2 separate regions of the Homo sapiens genome follow, and region 2 is linked to region 1. Evidence: read pairs that join two places in POLR2A ChIA-PET (ENCODE). Cell type or tissue: Panc1. All regions are shown on one strand. Each heading gives the region's core, and the rest is flanking DNA. Links, peaks and the distances in the headings are about the cores only. Region 1 has its middle 41 kb from the start of LYZL1. Region 2 has its middle 160 kb from the start of LYZL1.

Region 1 (5,385 bases), core at 263-5,262:
TCTGCTTGGAAGACCCAAAGACTGACAGGGCCAAGTCTCTGCAAGGCTAAGGATTAGTTTCGTCCTTACGCGGGAGAGCAGGGACCACAGAGTGCAGAGATTTAGAGGCGAGAACTAGATTTGAGTCCAGAATCTGTGGATCTGTCACCTGTGGCAAATTGCTTCATATTTTTAAAGCTTCATGCACTTAGCACTTTGCCTGTTACACAGTAAACACGTAATAAATAGTAGTAGTTTTTACAAAAAATTTTAGAATTTGAGTTATTTTATGTATTTATTTTATGTGTTTACCATTATATATGCATCTTTATATATTTATAAATAAATTTACTTATGTATTTATAAATGTATAAAATATAGTTACACTTAAAATATTGTATATTGAAATAGTAAATATATTTTATATACTTATAAATAAATTATTTTATATATGCATACCTTTAAAATAAATCTTAAAAGTAGAGTTTGATAAATTTCTACACATATGAAGGTCACCCAGATCAAAATATAAAACATTCCAGCCAGACATGGTGCCTCACATTTGTGATTCCAGCACTTTGAGAGGCTAAGGTGGGAGGATCAGTTAAGGCCAGGAGTTCAAGACAAGCCTGGGCAACACAGCAAGATCCCATCTCTACAAAAAATTTAAAAAGTTAGTCAAGTGTGGTGATATGTGTCTCTAGTCCCAGTTGCTCAGGAAGCTGAAATGGAAGGGTTACTTGAGTCCAAGAATTTGAGGCTGCAGTGAGCTATGATTACACCATGGCACTACAGTTTGGTAACATAGCAAGAACCTGTCTCTAAATATATAATAATAAATATAAGTATATATTATATAAATAACCATATATAAATATATAAACATATACATCATGAACAATTAAATATAAATATATTTATATTTACTTACATTTATAAATATATTACTATAATATTTATAATATAAATATCTAAAATAATATAATATATAGATATATTTATTATATATATGTGTGTATAAATTTAGAGATGGGGTCTTGCTATGTTGCCCAGGCTGGAGCGTGGTATATATTATATATGTATAACATTTCCAGCACCCTAGGGCTCTATCATGCTGCTTCCTCATTATACCTGCCCCTCTTCCGAGAAAACAGTTTTCCTGATGTCTATCACCGTACATACATTTTGACTGTATATGTTCTCTGTCGTGTCTGGTTTCTTTCACTCAGTATTATGTCACAGTCTGTGTTGTTTTGTCTATCAGTGGGCTATTCTCTTTTACTGAACAGCATTCTGTCGTGTGGATACACCACAATTGATTTCTCCACTTCACTGCTGATGGACATTTGGGTTATTTCCAGTTTGGGGGCATTCTTGTACATGTCTCCTTATTTTTTATAGGGATAGAGTATGAAGTCTGTTTTCCTCATTACTGGTAGACTAACTGTTCCAAAACCATTTTTCTTTTCTGCATTTCTCATATCTCACGTCAGTGAATATATTTAAATACTGACTACAGCAATTTCTAAATTGTTCCACTATTTCTGTGTCTTTCTTTATATCATATTATTTAGCTTCTGAAGAAAAGAAGTGTCATAAGTAGCTGGAGACCTTCATAAAGATATTTGTGATAATTGTTTTAAAATGTAGATAGAAAAATATTTATTTGACTTGAAAAGTACACAATAATTGTCTTTTCTTTCTCTCAAACTTTTTTTTTTAGACTACACTCTAAGACAAGAAATGTATGCTGGGAGGAAACAAAGACTAGTCTGATATGAAACTTGCTTTCAAAAGCAGAGTTGTGATATTCAAGAAAAATATCACAGAATAGAATGTCCTAACTGCAATAGGAGAGGTTCAGATAAAATACTACAGAAGTTCACAGCATGGAGCCCCAGCAGTCATCTTTTCCAAACGAATCATCTTACCAGAGCACAAAACCCTCTCCAAGATACCACATCACTAGTAAATATGGTAATGTGGAATTTAAATCTTTAACATCTACCAAGAGCCTGCAAAATCAGTATGCAAAGTAATGTGTTGCATTGTTTAAAGAATACTAGGTTGATGGTGAAACCCCGTCTCTACTAAAAAAAATACAAAAATTAGCCAGGCGTGGTGGCGCACGCCTGTAATCTCAGCTACTCAGGAGGTTGAGGCAGGAGAATCTCTTGAACTCAGGAGGCCAAGGTTGCAGTGAGCCAAGATTGCGCCATTGAAATCCAGCTGGGGCGACAGGGGGAGACTCCATCTCCAAAAAAAAAAAAAAAGAATACCAGGTTGAAACGTGCTCTCAAAATACAAAGTTAATTAGATGGAGGGTCTCTTCCAACTTATTTGCACAAAAATAAGTATTTTCTCTTTATTTTGTCCTTAATGTCAAGTAAAAACTTTATTTACCTGAAGTTCTTTTTGAGGCTACAAAGGAGGGTCATTTAGCTTGCTCCAAGTTACAGAAGAAACTGAGGCACAAAAAAATTTAATACATTGAATCTAAAAGCTTTAAATAAAGGATGCATTGATTAAAAAACAAATATGGATGACCTACTAGAAGCTTGGAAATGTTTAGTTGAAGCTTTCTCCTCTTATCTTAAATACAGGGCTCCCTGGAAATTAATCACAGATGTTCCAGCACTTGGTAGAAAGGCAAACTTGTGGTGGGAAAGATACAAACAAAATAAGAGCCAAAAGTTGGTCATTGTTTGCAGGATGTCTTATTCAATGTGTATTTTTCTATATGTACATGCATAGGTAAGTCTCAGAGACTTTCTGCTCAAAGATAGGTGACTCTCAGGTATGGTGCAAAAGAGCAATCTCCCCTCCCACCCTCACACTCTTTAAAAACAAGGCAGGGTGGCTGGGTGCAGTGGCTCATGCCTGTAATCCCAGCACTTTGGGAAGCTGAGGCATGCAGATCACCTGAGGTCAGGAGTTCGAGACCAGCCTGGCCAACATGGGGAAACCCCGTCTCTACTAAAAATACAAAAATTAGCTGGGTGTGGTGGCCTGCGCCTGTAGTCCCAGCTACTCAGGAGGCTGAAGCAGGAGGGTCGCTTGAACCCGGGAGATGGAGGTTGCAGTGAGCCGAGATCACACCACTGCATGCCAGCCTGGGCGACAGAGCAAGACTCCAACTCAAATAAAAACAAGGCAGGGGAGTCGATTTTAGCTATCAATTGGTCTGACATTCCAGAAGTCTAGAAATTGTGAAATAAATGCCTTTTTAAATATAAATATTTATGTTTCAAGTTTGGATATTTTAAACAAATTTTAGTATGAAAATGAATAGCAAAAAAGGTCTAGCCATTCTTACTAGTTAAACCAAAGAGCATACTTCCAAAGACACAAACAATAAAATCCCTCTTCCTAGCTCAGCCCTGTGCTTTGAAGGCTTGAGGCTGGTGTGGGTGTGTCAGAACGCCCTCCCGCTCTCTGCCCACAGGATTTCCATTGACGTAGGTGGGACCTGGATTCCAAATATGTGACCCCAAATAGGTCAGTAAAGGACGCCTGTCACAAAGGGAGATCTGTCTTTAAAATTTCAGCATGTGACAGTTCACAAGGGAGAAAGTCATAGAAACCCAAATATTGGATTCTCTGCTCTAATTATTTCAGTGAATGGCCCTTAATGAGAAAAGTCATTTCACAGCAGGATCCGTGAGTTTATGTCTGGAGCCATAGTGATGTTTCACCAGTGAAAATCTCTTTCTACTTTGAGCTTTTGAAGACAAAAGAGATGAATGCAATGTGGACATAGCTTCAAAGCTGTACAAGGATCCAGCAAGACAAGAGAAATACAAAATGCATCTCGGGTCAGTTGAATGCATGTTTAGGATTGCCCATCTGTCCGTCTCTGTTCACATCTTGACCTACGCTGTGTTCCTCTGCGTGGGGTTGGATGCCAGGTCCCCTCTCCATTGATGGGTCCCACAGGTCTTGATATAGTTTGAATGGTTGTCCCCGCAAAGCTTATGTTGAAATGTGATCCCCAGTGTTGGAGGAGGGGCCTGGTGGGAGGTGTTTGGGTCATGGGGTGGGGGCAGATCCCTCATGAATGGCTTGGTGCACTCCATGGTAATGAGTGAGTTCTTGCTCTGTTAGTTCACATGAAATATGATTGTTAAAAATATTCTGGCACCTCCTCCTCTCTCTTGCTCCCTCTCTCACTATGTGACACACCTGCTTCCCTTCTACCATGAGTAAAAGCTTCCTGAGGCTTCACTGGAAGCTGAGCAGATGCCGATACCATACGGCCTCCAGACCTATGAGCCAAATAAACCTCTTGTCTTTATAAATTACCAAGCCTCAGGTATTCCTTTATAACCATGCAAAACAGACAACCACAGGTCTCAAATATCATTTCATTTTGGGGGCTTACTTTGTGGTCCCAGTAACATGAAAGTGTCCCTAGTAAAAGGGAAAAATGAGCAGATGGACTTGTTTTAGTGGGACAGCTAGTTCCAAGCAGCTTTTGAGAGGAGGGAGGAAAGGGAGGGAGAGGTTGGAATGCGTGGAAAGGAAGAAGCCTAATTAAAAGCCCTTTGTATTTGAACTTGGGAGAAGGGTGCTCTAAAGTGAGCCAACAGGGTAAGTTTCCCCTCCTCCCAACTTGGCTGAGCATTAACCCTGCAAGTGGCTTTCAAAAATGTTTATGAGGCTGAGATTTTTCCATTCACTGTGACACCTACCACATCCTAAACAACATGATATGTTGTCATGATCTCACTTGATTCACCAACCATCCTATGAGACAAATGTTAATGGCCCATTCTCTGGCTTAGGACATGCAACCTGGGCAGGAACACTGGTTTGTCCAATGTGGTGCACGTGGTGAATTAGGCAGCCTGTCCTCCCACACAGCACAGCACAGTGACACTGGACACACCCAAAGGCCAAGGGCCATCTGGTCCAGAGTGATGCAAAAAGTGATCCCAGGCACCCTCCAGCATCAGCCCCAGTCATCATCCCCCAAGAAGGGGCGACAAGGAAGGCTCGGTTCTTATCCCCACTCTCATCAAGCTTTCATGGTCCCCGCTGAAAATAAAAAAGCAAGTTGCTAGCATTGGATGCCCTGAAATCAATAGCAAAAGAAAAGAGACCCTCTCTGTCTGCCAAGGAGCTGCAGCCAAGCCTCCTCCTCTGTCCTTCCTTCCACACCAGTCATGCCCCTGAATGGAAACCTGGACTAAAGTCTATGTCACTACACCCTCTGCAAATGTCCAAAGCTGCCTGCAGAGGCAGGGTTCCTCGTGAAGTTCCATGTTGGAAAACTCCCATTTGGGGGAGCAGTGTTAGACCCAGTTGAGCCACTTATAAGCTGTTGCATCAGGTATTTGATTAATATATGTTCTGCTTTAATCAGTAAACAACTTACATTTGTGTAGTACTTTAGAGTTAACAAAG
Region 2 (5,385 bases), core at 304-5,303, 120 kb before region 1:
AGAAAGTCGGAAGGTGCGGACTTGAAAGATAGGGAATTCAAAACACAGGAAGAGTGTTTAAAGTTGCTGGCTAGCCAAAAAGAATGGAAAATGTCGAAGTCACTTCTCAAAGCATGGTGCTAATCATCTGCATCATAATATATCAGGATGCTGAAGAAAAATGCAGATTACTGGGCTTTAGCCTCAAATCTTCTTCTTATTATTATTACTTTTTGAGACAGAGTCTCTCACTCTGTCACCCAGGCTGGAGTGCAGTAGTGCAATCACGGCTCACTGCAGCCTCAAACTCCCTGGCTCAAGAAATCCTCCCTCCTTAGCCTCCTGAGTAGCTATGACTACAGGCATGCAACACCACATCCAGCTAATTAAAAAACTTTTTTTGTAGAGATAGGGTCTTGCTATGTTACCCAGGCTGGTCTTGAACTCCTGGGCTTAAACAATCCTCCCACCTTAGCCTCCCAAAGTGCTGGGATTATAGGCGTGAGCCGTTGCATCTGGTCATCAACCCCCAAATCTTATGAATTAAAATCTCTGCAGTGGAAGCAGCAACCTACATTTTCCGCAGCCTCCTTGGGTGATTGTGATGTGTACTAAAGAGTGAGAACACTCCTGCGCAGTTTTGTTTTGTGTTTTATTTATTTAAATAGAGACACCCAAGCTGGGCTTGAACTCCTGGGCTCAAGAAATCCTCCTGCCTTGGTGTCCCAAAGTGCTGGAATTACAGGTGTGAGCCACCGCGCCTGGTGATCCTGCAAAGTTTTTATTTTCAAAAGGACTTTAAAATTTTTATTTTGTTTACTTTTGGAATTGAAAGGAAGACAGCTATACCTTTCTCAGTCAGAGATCAAAATCTCTGTAACTCTCAATAAGAAAGCCCTCTGCTATGGACTAGAGAAGTGATGAGTGTCCACTCTTCTCTCACAGGAGAAGCATCAGAGGAGGAGTGAGTATTAGGGTGTGATTAGCATAGACTCTGAAGTGAGATTACTTGAGTTTGAATACACCCTATCTCAATTAGCAGTGTGTGGCAGATTTTTCAAAAAATGTCTTTTTCAAAAAATGGCCACAGCAATATTTTCTATTCTGCATGCTCTTGTAGAATCTTCTAGAACCTTGCCACTCTCCCAACAAGAGATGGAGACAATTTTTTCTGTCTTTGAATCTAGGCTGGCCTTTGTGACAGCTTCCACCAATTTGTGATTTCTGAGTCTAGGTCATAAAAGTGCTATGCACTTCCACCTGGTCCTCTGAGAACACTCTTTCTGAGAATCCAGCCACCACACTATGAGGAAGCTCAACTTCCCGTAGACGAAAAGCTGACACAGAGAGAACTGAGGTCCCTAGCTCCCAGGAGATTAGAAACCAACTTACCGGCCATGTCAAACATCTTGAAAGTGGGTCCTCTAGCCCCCAGATGAGCTGCTCGTCTTGATACCACAGAAAGCAGGTACAAATGATTCCTGTGGATCTTTGCCAAAATTGTAGATGAGAGAGAAAAAGAAACAATTGCAATTTTTTTTTTTTTGAGATGGAGTCTTGCTCTGTTGTCAGGCTGGAGTGCAGTGGCACAATCTTGGCTCACTGCAACCTCTGCCTCCCAGGTTCAAGCAATTCTTCTGCCTCAGCCTCCCGAGTAGCTGGGACTACAGGCGCCCGCCACCACGTCCAGCTAATTTTTTGTATTTTTAGTAGAGACGGGGTTTCACCATGTTGGTCAGGATGGTCTCGATCTCTTGACCTTGTGATCCACCCGCCTCAGCCTCCCAAAGTGCTGGGATTACAGGCGTGAGCCAACGCACCCTGCCGCAATAGTTTTAACCCACTAAATATGGTTGGTTTGTTATGTAGCAATAGATTACTGATAAGGAGATGAGTCAATTAACTTCTTTGTGCTTCAGTTTCTCTGTATATAAAATTGAGAAAACAATTAAATCCACCTCATGGAGTTTTAATGAGAATTAAACAAGTTTTGATATGTAAAGTACTTAGAAAGCAGCCTGCCTGGCCAGGCACAGTGCCCCAATGCCTGAAATTCCATTATTTTGAGAGGCTGAGGTGGGAGGATTTCTTGAAACCAGGAGTTCGAGACCAGCCTGGGCAACATAGTAAGACCTCATCTTTACAAAAAATAAAATTAGAAAAATTAGCCAAGTGTGGTGGCTTTTTCCTATAAAAGAGGTTGAGGTAAGAGGACTGCTTGAGCCCAGGAGTTTGAGGCTGCAGTAAGCTATGATTGCACCACTGCACTCCAGCCTGGGAGACCGAATGAGAACCTTTCTCAAAAAAAAAAAAAAAAAAAAAAAAAAGCCTGACTTCTGACTTATAATAAATGTAATTTCAAGAAAAGAATTAACGGTGAATGAAAAGAAGATCAGAATGACATAAACAGGCAACCCAGAACTCCTTTAGACCTGTAGTAAAATTGTGTTAATTTCATATATCTGAGGTGGAGCAATTTAAATTGGTAACCGCTGAAATGATAACTTTTTAAAAACATAAAATGAGTTGTACTAATTTTAATTCTCACTATAATTTCAGGCAGACTAATGTCAATAATATCTGTTTAATTACAATGAATTATTTATTCTTAGCCCGTGAATCATTTATTCCTATCATTGCTGAGTTAGGACTCAGAGGCTGAATACCTGGTTCTGTTTTAAATCTCCCTTTCCCTTAATGAGTGACCTTAGCCAGTTACCTCAGTTCTCTCCAAAGACCTAGAAGTTTCCAAATAAACATTTGGAAAATAAATAAAGCTGTCAGATATGATACAAATGTTGGTTCTTCCAGTTATTCCGGCACATGGTTGTTTACCAGGCAGATGACCTGTTGGAAATAACAGAACCGAGAGTCAGAAAATATGACACTGCAGCTCAAATCTGATAAAAATCTCCCCGGGCACTAAAATATCATGGGGATCAGGAGCCAGGAGATGGGCCTTTGCTCAAGGAGGCATTGGGCAGGATAAAAGGCATCTAAGAGGGCAGGTGACCCTCCCAGGGCCACAGGCACGTAAACCTCCATCATCCAGCAGTCGTTACTGGCACGGGGCAGATTGTCTAGTAAGACAAGTCCTTTCTATTTTCCACAGATCTTTTTTTTTTTTTTTTTTTTAGACGAGTCTTCTCTGTCGCCCAGGCTGGAGTGCAGTGGCGGGATCTTGGCTCACTGCAAGCTCCACCTCCCGGGTTCACGCCATTCTCCTGGCTCAGCCTCCCGAGTAGCTTGGACTACAGTCGCCTGCCACCACGCCCGGCTAATTTTTTGTATTTTTAGTAGAGACGGAGTTTCACCGTGTTAGCCAGGATGGTCTCGATCTCCTGACCTTGTGATCCACCTGTCTCAGCCTCCCAAAGTGCTGGGATTACAGGAATGAGCCACCACGCCCGGCCTATTTTCCACATATCTTAAAATACCTCAAGCGATTGTATTCACTATCTATTGCTGCATAAAATATTGCCCCAAAACTTTTTTGAAAAATATTTATTTTTTCTTTTCTTTCTTTCTTTCTTTCTTTCTTTCTTTCTTTCTTTCTTTCTTTCTTTCTTTCTTTCTTTCTTCTTTCTTTCTTTTTTTTTTAAGACAGGGGTCTCCCTCTGTTGCCCAGGCTGGAGTGCAATGGGACAATCATAGCTCACTGCAACCTCAATCTCTCAAGCTCAAGCGATCCTCCCAAGTAGCTGGTGCTATAGGCGCGTGCCACGACCCCCAGCTAATTTTTTAAATTTTTAGTAGAAATGAGGTCTCTCTGTGCTTCCCAGACTGGTCTTCAATTCCTGAGCTCAAGCAATTCTCCAGCCTCACCCTCCTAAAGTGCTAGAATTACAGGTGTGAGCCATTGTGCCTGGCACCTTCGTTTAAAAAAAAAAAATAGGGCTGGGCATGGTAGCTTATGCCTGTAATCCCAGCACTTTGGGAGGCCAAGGCAGGCAGATCACCCGAGGTCAGGAGTTCGAGACCAGCCTGGCCAACATGGGGAAACCTCGTCTCTACTAAAAATACAAAAATTAGCTGGGCATGGTGGTGGTGCCTGTAATCCCAGCTACTAGGGAGGCTGAGGCAGGAGAATTGCTTGAACCCAGGAGGCAGAGGTTGCAGTGAGCCGAGATCGTGCCACTGCACTCCAGCCTGGCGACAGAATGAGACTCCGTCTCAAAAAGAAAATAATAAAATAAAATAACAAAAAAACCCCACTTTCCTTCCCGTCATAGTATTGTCATGTATGTAGCTTTATGGTCTACTTCTTCACCTTATTCTGAGGATGACTTTAAAACAAGTCCTCGCATACAAGCAGTCTCTAAATGCATTTGCTGTTTAGGAAAACAATGTATCTAGATGGTCCCCTGGCAGAAGAGCTGCAGGAGGAGTAGCTGGGGTCCTGGTGGAAATGCAGAATTGCAGGTTCCACTCCAGACCCACTGATTCAGAATCTGCATTTTGACAAGGTTCCCTGGTGGTTAGTATGTGTGTTAAAGTTGAGAAGCTCTGTTCTAGGACTGTCATTGAAGAGCTGAGAATCACTTGTGTTTCTGAACTTTATGCCTGCATCCAAGCACACATGAGAATAATAAAATGAGATCTGTTTAATTACAATGAATTGTTTATTCATTGGAAATAACGGCCAGTCTTGCAGCTCGACATGATATTTGGGAATTTGGAGATCTGTTTTTCTCTGTGTCTCCCTGTCTCTCTGTCTCCCTCTCTCAATCTCTGTCTCTCCCTCTCTCTTTCTCTTCTCCAGCTCTCTCTCTCTTTCCATTTTTTCTCTATCTCTTTCACCTACATTGACTTTATCGTTTTACTTTTCTATGGAAATGTTGAAACACTTGAGACTTGTTTTTGTTTTTCCCCATCACTTGGAGCTGACCCCTTTCATCTTTGATTCAGCCAATTTCCTTCAAAGCTAAATATTAAACAGATCTGTCTTCTGACAGCTGACCCCAAATAGGGACGAGCAGTGGTCCTGGCCCCAGGGGTGGAGAACTGAGCCGACAAAGGTAGAGGAGAGACAGGATGGAGCCAGTTCCTGTCCGCCAGGGAAGCCCAAAAGTTGTGTCTAAGCCTACACACAGCCAAACAGCCAATAACCAAACAACCGATAGCTTCTGGAAGGCATTCTTGCAGAAATTCCTCTTTTGCCAGAGGGTGAAAGGGTTGCTAATTGATTTTGTCTGCCTTTCAGATGGACTCAGAGAGACACAAAAGTTTTAATTCTAACAGAGAGGTAACATTTTTAGATACTTCACTGTAGAAAAATATTCTGTGTCTCTCATGTGATCTGGAGTTGCATAATGGTATTTTTTGTTTCACCAGCTTGTTATCCTGTTAAGAGAATAGCAGCAGTAAATTTAATTACGTAGATCCTTTTCTAAACAACATATATTT

Evidence for each region. Peaks named below come from ENCODE experiments on the same cell type or tissue, not always from the same donor. Only the 100,000 strongest peaks of a DNase experiment are listed, where the experiment ranks them.
Region 2: POLR2A ChIA-PET joins it to region 1 with 5 read pairs; 2 of 35 experiments call an interaction of 5 or more read pairs at or near these places.

The regions. Positions count from the first base shown.
Region 1 is chr10:29,245,750-29,251,134 of GRCh38, forward strand. No RefSeq gene overlaps it. Among named protein-coding and RNA genes, the nearest start is that of LYZL1, 41 kb to the right of the region's middle. In Panc1, for the core only: no CTCF peak of the experiment used is centred there; no DNase peak of the experiment used is centred there; H3K27ac peaks cover 668 bases.
Region 2 is chr10:29,122,195-29,127,579 of GRCh38, forward strand. No RefSeq gene overlaps it. Among named protein-coding and RNA genes, the nearest start is that of LYZL1, 160 kb to the right of the region's middle. In Panc1, for the core only: no CTCF peak of the experiment used is centred there; no DNase peak of the experiment used is centred there.